Regions from separate parts of the Homo sapiens genome. Here region 2 is linked to region 1. Evidence: chromatin loops called from intact Hi-C (ENCODE). Cell type or tissue: mesothelial cell of epicardium. All regions are shown on one strand.

Evidence for each region. A loop is a pair of places that touch in the nucleus more often than their neighbours do. Peaks named below come from ENCODE experiments on the same cell type or tissue, not always from the same donor. Only the 100,000 strongest peaks of a DNase experiment are listed, where the experiment ranks them.
Region 2: it touches region 1 in a loop (27-fold over the local background); 1 of 110 quality-filtered maps calls a loop at or near these places.

The regions. Positions count from the first base shown.
Region 1 is chr5:172,025,068-172,029,067 of GRCh38, forward strand. No RefSeq gene overlaps it. Among named protein-coding and RNA genes, the nearest start is that of FBXW11, 20 kb to the left of the region's middle. In mesothelial cell of epicardium, no CTCF peak of the experiment used is centred here; no DNase peak of the experiment used is centred here.
Region 2 is chr5:171,686,924-171,690,923 of GRCh38, forward strand. No RefSeq gene overlaps it. Among named protein-coding and RNA genes, the nearest start is that of SMIM23, 97 kb to the right of the region's middle. In mesothelial cell of epicardium, no CTCF peak of the experiment used is centred here; a DNase peak (open chromatin) is centred at 2,405.

The sequences.
Region 1 (4,000 bases):
TCCATCTGGTATCATTTCCTTTCATCCTGAAGAACTTCCTGTAGCATTTTTTGCAATGCATTACTGCTGGCAGTGTATTATTTTGTTTTTCTTTTATATGAAACAGTCTTTATTTTGTTATCCTTCTTGAAGGATACTTTAGCTGGATTTAGAAGTTTTTCTTTCAACACTTTATAGATGATGGTCTTCTGTTGTATGCATTTCCTGGGCTACCATAAGAAATTACCACAGGCCGGGCGTGGTGGCTCACGCCTGTAATCCCAGCAATTTGGGAGACCAAGGCGTGTGGATCACGAGGTCAGGAGTTCAAGACCAGCCTGGTGAAACCCCATCTCTACCAAAAATACAAAAAATTAGCCCGGCCTGGTGGCAGGCGCCTGTAATCCCAGTTACTCGGGAGGCTGAGGCAGAGAATTGCTTGAACCTGGGAGGCAGAGGTTGCAGTGAGCCAAGATCGTGCCACTGCACTCCAGCCTGGGTGACAGAGCGAGACTCCATCTCAAATAAAAAAAGAAATTACCACAAACTTGGTGACTTAGAAAAACATAAATTTATTCTCTCAGTTCTAGAGACCAGAAGTTTAAAAACTAGGCCGGGTGCAGTGACTCATGCTTGTAATCCCAGCACCAAGGCCTTGTAATTCCAGGCCGAGGCAGGCGGATCACTTGCTCCCAGGAGTTTGAGACCACCCTGGCCAACATGGCGAAACCCTGGCTCTACCAAAAATACAAAAAGTTAGCCGGGTGTAACAACATGTGCCTGTGTTTCCAGCTACTCAAGAGGCTGAGGTGGGAGGATCACTTGAGCCGGGGAGGCAGAGGTTGCAGTGAGCCAATATTGCACCACTGCACTCCAGCCTGGGTGACAGATTGGGACCCCCATCTTGAAAAAAAAAAATAAAAAAGAGTAGGTAAGGCCACACTCTGTCCAGAAGCTCTAGGGAAGAACCCTTTCTTGCCTCTTTCAGCCTCTGGTGGCTCCAGGCGTTCCCTGGTTTTTGGCTTCATAGCTCTAACCTCTGCCTCCTTCACACAGCCTTCTGTTTTGTGTCTGTGTCTTCTCCCCTAAGCCTTGGTGTTTCTCCTCTTACTTATAAGTATACTTGTCATGTGAGCTAGGGCCTGACTGGTTCATCCAGAATGCTTTCATCTCAAGATCTTTAACTCAATCAAACCTGCAAAGAACCTTTTTCCAAATAAAGTCATATTCACAGCTACCAGGGTTATGATTTCATTGTATCTTTTGGGGGGTCGCTATTCGACCTATTGCATGTCTTCTGGCCTGTATTCCCTTTTTTTTTTTTTTTTTTCAGATGGAGTCTCGCATTGTCGCTGGGTCTGGAGTGCAGTGGCACCATCTCGGCTCGCTGCAACCTCCACCTCCTGGATTAAAGCGATTCTCCTGCCTCAGCCTCCTGAGTAGCTAGGATTACAGGTGCCCGCCACCACACTCAGCTAATTTTTTGTATTTTCAGTACAGATGGAGTTTCACTATGTTGGCCAGGCTGGTCTTGAACTCCTGACCTCGTGATCTGCCTGCCTTGGCCTTCCAAAAGTGCTGGATTACAGGCGTGAGCCACCACGCCCAGCCTTTTTTTTCTTTTTTGAGATGGGGTCTGGCTCTGTGGCCCAGGCTGGAGTACAGTGGCATGATCTCAGCTCACTGCAACCTCCGCCTCCCGGGTTCAAGTGATCCTCCCACATCAGCCTCCCGAGTAGCTGGGACTACAGGCACACACCACTACCCCGGCTAATTTTTGCATTTTTTGTAGAGACAGGGTTTCACTGTGTTGCCCAGGCTGGTCTCGAACGCCTGAGCTCAAGAGATCTGCCCAGCCTGACCTCCCAAAGTGCCAGGATTACAGGCATGGCCACCATGCCCTGCCTGACAGGGTCTCGCTCTGTCACCTAGGCTGTAGTGCAGTGACATAATCACAGCTTACTGCAGCCTCGACCTCCCAGGCTCAATGGATCCTCCTATCTCAGCCTCCCAAGCTGGAACTATAGGGCACACCAGCACACCTGGCTAATTTTTGTATTTTTTGTAGAGATGGGGTTTGCCATGTTGACCAGACTGCTCTCAAACTCCTGGACTCAAGCAATCCTCCTGCCTCAGCCTCCCAAAGTGCTGGGATGACAGACAGGCATGAGCCACAGTGTCTGGCTGGCCTTCATTCTTTCCCATGAGAAGTCAGTAGTCGTTAGAGTTGGTGTTCTCCTCTATCTGTCATTTTTCTATGGATGCCTTCAAGATTTTCTTTTTATTTTTGCTTTCAGCAATTTGACTATAATGTGCCTAGGCATGGTTTTCTTCACATTTGTCCAGCTTAACAGTTGTTAACCTTGATTCTGTAACTTGATGTCTTCACAAATTTGGGGCAATGTCAGTTATTTCTTCAAAAATTTTTCGTCCCTATCCTCTCTCTCTCTTCTCCTTCTGGATGTTGTCTCATAGGTCCTTTTCCCATCTTTTTTCCCTCTCTCATGTAGATAAGATAGTTTCTTTTATTGACTCCTCTGTCACCTCCTTTGTGCTATTAACCTTATCCAGTGAATTTTTAAATTTTAGATATTGTGTTTTTTCAATTCTAGAATTTCTTTCTTTTTTTTTTTTTTTTTTCCGAGGTGGAGTCTCGCTCTTGTTGCCCAGGCTGGAGTGCAGTGGCATGATCTCAGCTCACTGCAACGACTGCCTCCTGAGTTCAAGCGATTCTCCTGCCTTGGCCTCCCAAGTAGCTGAGATTACAGGCATGTGCCACCACACCCAGCTAGTTTTGTATTTTTAGTAGAGACGGGGTTTCATCATGTCGATCAGGCCGGTCACAAACTCCTGACCTCATGTGATCCACCCGCCTCAGCCTCTGAAAGTGCCGGGATTACAGGTGTGAGCCACTGTGCCTGGCCCAATTCTAGAATTTCTATTTGGTTGTTTTCTATAGTCTCTATTTTTCTGCTGTGATCTCGTCACTTTTCATTTATCGCAAACCTGTTTTTCTTTATGTCGGTGAGCATAATTAAAATAACCTCTCGAAAATCCTGTTTGCAAATTTCAAAATCTGGGTCATCTCAGAATTAGTCTCCATGGACTATCTTTTCTCTAGAGAATGGGTCACATTTTTTCCTTGTATTGTAAGTAATTTCAGACTGTGTCCTGCATATTCTCAAATTCATGTTGTAGAGACTGGATTCTGTTGTTTCTCTGAAGAGTGTTCGTTGGCTTTCTTGGTTTTTGTTTTGTTTCGTTTGAACAGGCAGTTAACATGGTTGGATTCAAATTGCAAAGTCCGTCTCCTGGGAATCAGGTCAAATCTCAGTTCAGTTATTTTACCCTTAGCCAAGCTACTTGCAGTTGGCCCTGTAAATGCATAGTTCAGGGGTCAACTAGAGTTTGTGCAAAGTTTATACACGTGGTTTGGGGCTTCTCCTCTCTGACTCCTTTCTTTTTGGGGTATCCCTCCCCACTTTGCATTAGCATAGTTGTTCCTTAAGTTTGTTCTCTGGTTTTTCAGGCCAGGAAGACTCAGAATTTTCTGTCATAGTTTTAGCTGCCTTGCGCAGCACCAACTGCATCCTACCCTTAGGCTAAAAGTCACGAAAACGGGAAAATCATATTGTGCTGTTCTCCCTTTCAATTTTAACTGCCCTCTGGGATATGCTCATTTGTTCACTCTCCAGTGTCTTCAGGTAGTTTTGTTGTTGTTTGTGTTTTCTTGTTGCATTTGATCCAGAGTTTACTGTTGTTTATGGGACAACTATATGTCAAATTTACCCATTACTTAGCTACACTGGAATATGCTCGAGTTTCTTCCTCACTCATGAGTTGGATGTAGAGGGCCCCCCTCCTTCAATGAGGCCATAGACATCAGCGGAAGAGAGGCATTAGTAGGGCTCAAAGCTGGCAGCCTACTAAGTTAGCCAGTAAATGGGTTGGAGCAATATTCCCAAGCGTAGAATGTGCTGTCTCTGAAGCCAGAAGAGGCCTGCCAACACTGTGCTTCTTA
Region 2 (4,000 bases), 340 kb before region 1:
GGGGAGCCTCTGTGGCTTGGCATGACTGGATCAGGAGGACAGGTGGCAGAAAACAAAGCTGGAGAGTCCTTCAGTGTGTCAGTGTGAAGGACAGTCAAGTCCTTCAGTGTGTCAGGCTTACACAGTAGGGACCCCTGAGGGTTTTGCACCTCCAAGTGTGGTGGGGTTGACCAGTGTGGAGCGGGCAAGACAGAGGCAGGGGGTCCCACAAAGGGGCAATGACAGCCATCCAGGCAGGACGAGGACTGAGCGTGCTGACGGGAGAACAGAGGTAAGGGCTATTCAGAAACAAATGTCGGCCTTTCCATGACGCAGTCAGGGAGAGGAAGAAGAAAGGGCAAGGAAGACCCAGAGGTTCCCGTGGGAGACTATCTCAGGGACCCACACTTCCCAGTGGCACCCTGGCCACTCCCACAGCTCTCATCTGAATAAGCTTTGTCCTCAGAATCCTGAACTCATTGTCCCCTGGCAAACCCTCCTCAAGCACACAGCTCCTTCCTGCGCCTGGATAGTGTTTCTGGAAGACCCTGAAACGTCAAGGTCTTTCCCAATTCATCATCGCTGGGGCAAAGCCGCCCAGCTCTCTACCCACAGCAATAACTCTTGGGTTCGAGGGCTGCAGGGAGTGTGATCTACTCTTTGGCAGCTGAAATAGCCATTTCCCTCACGATATAGAACCCCCAATTCACGAGGGTGAGCAGGCAGGGCTCCAAGAGCAGAATACTGCTTCTTTGCTCTCGGTTCAGGGCCAAGATTTAATTTTTAATTTTCAAAAACGTGAGTGGTCAGACCACGGCTTGAAAATTGAAACCATCCTCTGAGCACCTCTGCGTCTCCCGCCTAGACCTTCTCCACTGCAGAGCATGACGTGGCTTGGATGGGGCAGCATTTCAGAGTTTCCCAGCTATCAAGAGTAGGTTTAGGTTTCCACCTTGGGCTGCAGCTGACACTACCTGCCCAGCTCCAAATTCTCTAGCTCTCTGTGACCTTGGGCGTGGTTTTCAACTTCTTCGAACCTCAGTTTTCCCATCTGGTAAAAAGAAGCCTTAAGACAATACTTGATAGAGCTGCCGTGAGGAATAAAAGAGATACGAATGTTAACTCCTAAGACATGTCAGCCAGGCACAGTGGCTCACGCCTGTAATCCCAGCACAGAGAGTTAACATTCTCTTAAGACATATCTTAAGAGCTAACTCTTAAGACACGCCTGCCATAATGGGGAATAGTTGCAATTTCTCTGAGTTATAAACTGATCCAGGACTTTTTAGAGGAGCGAAAATTATATAAACAGTACCTTTACCCACGCATGCTCTCATTTCCTCACTTCTCTGGCCAGGTCTACAGAAACTCTGAGAAGAGTAGGAAGATGGGAGGTTCTCTGATCATTGGCAAGACTCTGAATCTCTCTGGATCTTAGTCTACTCATCTTGGAAATGGAAGCAATAATGCCCAACTTCAGGGTGTAGAGCCAGGTAGGGAAGGGACCTACCATTTATCTAGCGCTGAGGGAGATATTCTCTGATGGAGGGATGAGCTGTGTGAAGTATTCAAGAGGTCTCGCCTTGAAAGAGTAAGAGGATTTCCTCCTTTTCTTTTTCGAGAAGGAAAGGAAGGCTTTATGTCTTGGAGTACCAAGGTTTCCTTGTCCCATGGGGGAGTAAGGGCCTGTACTTTCAAAATCTTAGGTTCAGAGACACAAATAACTGGCTTGCCTAAAAGGGGCTGTTTCCACGGGATGAAAAAGGGGTGAGATTTCTAAGAGTGAGCGTGTGGTTGGGGGAGATGGCCCCACTTGCAGCCAACAGGCCTCCCACCCCCGTGAAGGCCCTGGGAGGGTGGAACCTCCGAGGATAATGACACATTGTTGGACTCCTGGAGAAGGACTGGCCTCATAATTTCCAGAGCCCAGCGTATAATGCAACTGTGGGTCCTTTGTTCAAAAGTTGTTCTGAATTTCAGGATGGTGGCAGAGAGAATGAAACCAAGAGTGAGGCCCTTCTGAGCATGGCGCCTGGGGCAGTGGCATAGGCTGGACACTTGGGAAGTCAGCCTTGCCTCCCTTGGGCCTCAGAAGCCCAGTGAAGACTTCATGGCCCAGATGGGCACTGAGGAGTGGATGCCACAAGCAGAGGACTCCTTGCCTTCCAAGAAACCGTGGCCCAAGAAGATCAGATGACTGGCTCTCATTTTCAGTCTGAATGAGGTTCCTGGAATTCTTTTACAAGTTTAGGGAAAGGAAGCCTCCCCACTCCCCACCCCTAAAGCATTGAGACTGAATATCCTGAGTCAGATTTCACATGACACAAAGTGGAGAAACAAGCCTTGCGTCCGAGTACCATGCGGCAAAGGCTGCTCAGGCCGCATTGCATTTAATCCCCACAACAGCCCTGCTGGCACCAAGCCAGCACTTGTTTCCATGAAGGCTCTCAGCCTCCCAGACTCTCAAACCAACCAGCCAGAGCCTGGGCATATGGTGCGTGCATAGGGGATGTGGGGCTGGAAGGCAGAGCCCAGGCCCCTAGGAGGAAATGCCCCCTAAGGACAGGCACCTTCTGGGGAAACGATGAGTGTATGAGGGAGGTCAGGGCACGTGGCAGGGATCAGAAGATGCTCCCCCATCTAATATCAGTAACATTAATAACGATGGTACCAGCAATAGACAACATTTACTCAGCACTCACTAGGCGTGTCATCTCATCTATTCCTCAGCACAGCCAAGTTAATAGCAACGCCATGGCCCAGAAGAGGAGAACTAGTCTGGGTTCTCCAGAGAAACAGAACCAATAGAATGTTTACATATATCTAAATGTCCATATAGATACACATGTACTATATATGATAGATAGATAGATATGATAGAGTAGATAGATGATAGACAGACAGATAGATAGATACAGTAGATAGATGATAGATAGATAGATATAGATAGATGATAGGTAGATAGAAATGACAGATACAGATGACAGAGATAGATGATGATAGATAAATATAGATGATTGATAGATAGTAGATAGATGATAGATAGATAGATAGACAGAGTAGATAGATGATAGGTACATAGATAGATACAGTAGATAGATGATAGAGATGATAGATATAGATGATAGACAGATATAGATAGGTGATGATAGATAGATAGATACATAGATAGATAGAGATGATAGATAGATAGATAGTAGATAGAGATAGATGATAGATATAGAGATGATAGATATATAGATACAGTAGATAGATGATAGATAGAGATGATAGATATAGATAGGTGATGATAGATAGATATGATAGATAGAGTAGATAGATGATAGACAGATAGATAGATACAGTAGATAGATGATAGATGAGATGATGATAGATATAGATGATTGATAGATAGTAGATAGATGATAGAGTAGATAGATGATAGATACATAGATAGATACAGTAGATAGATGATAGAGATGATAGATAGATATAGATAGGTGATGATAGATAGAGATGATAGATATAGATGATAGATAGGTAGATATAGATGATAGAGAGATGATAGATACATAGATAGATACAGTAGATAGATGATAGAGATGATAGATATAGATAGGTGATGATAGATACAGTAGATAGATGATAGATAGATAGATATGATAGGTAGAGATGATAGAGATGATAGATAGATACAGATAGATAATGATAGATAGATAAATATAGATGATAGATAGTAGATAGATGATAGATAGATAGAGTAGATAGATGATAGATACATAGATAGATACAGTAGATAGATGATAGATATAGATGATAGATAGATAAAGATGATAGATAGATATATATAGGTGATGATAGATATAGATGATAGATAGATAGATAGATAGATAGATAGATAGATAGATAGTAGATAGAGATAGATGATAGAGTAGAGAGATGATAGATACATAGATAGATACAGTAGATAGATGATAGAAATGATAGATAGATATAGATAGGTGATGATAGATGGATAGATAGATAGATAGATAGATAGATA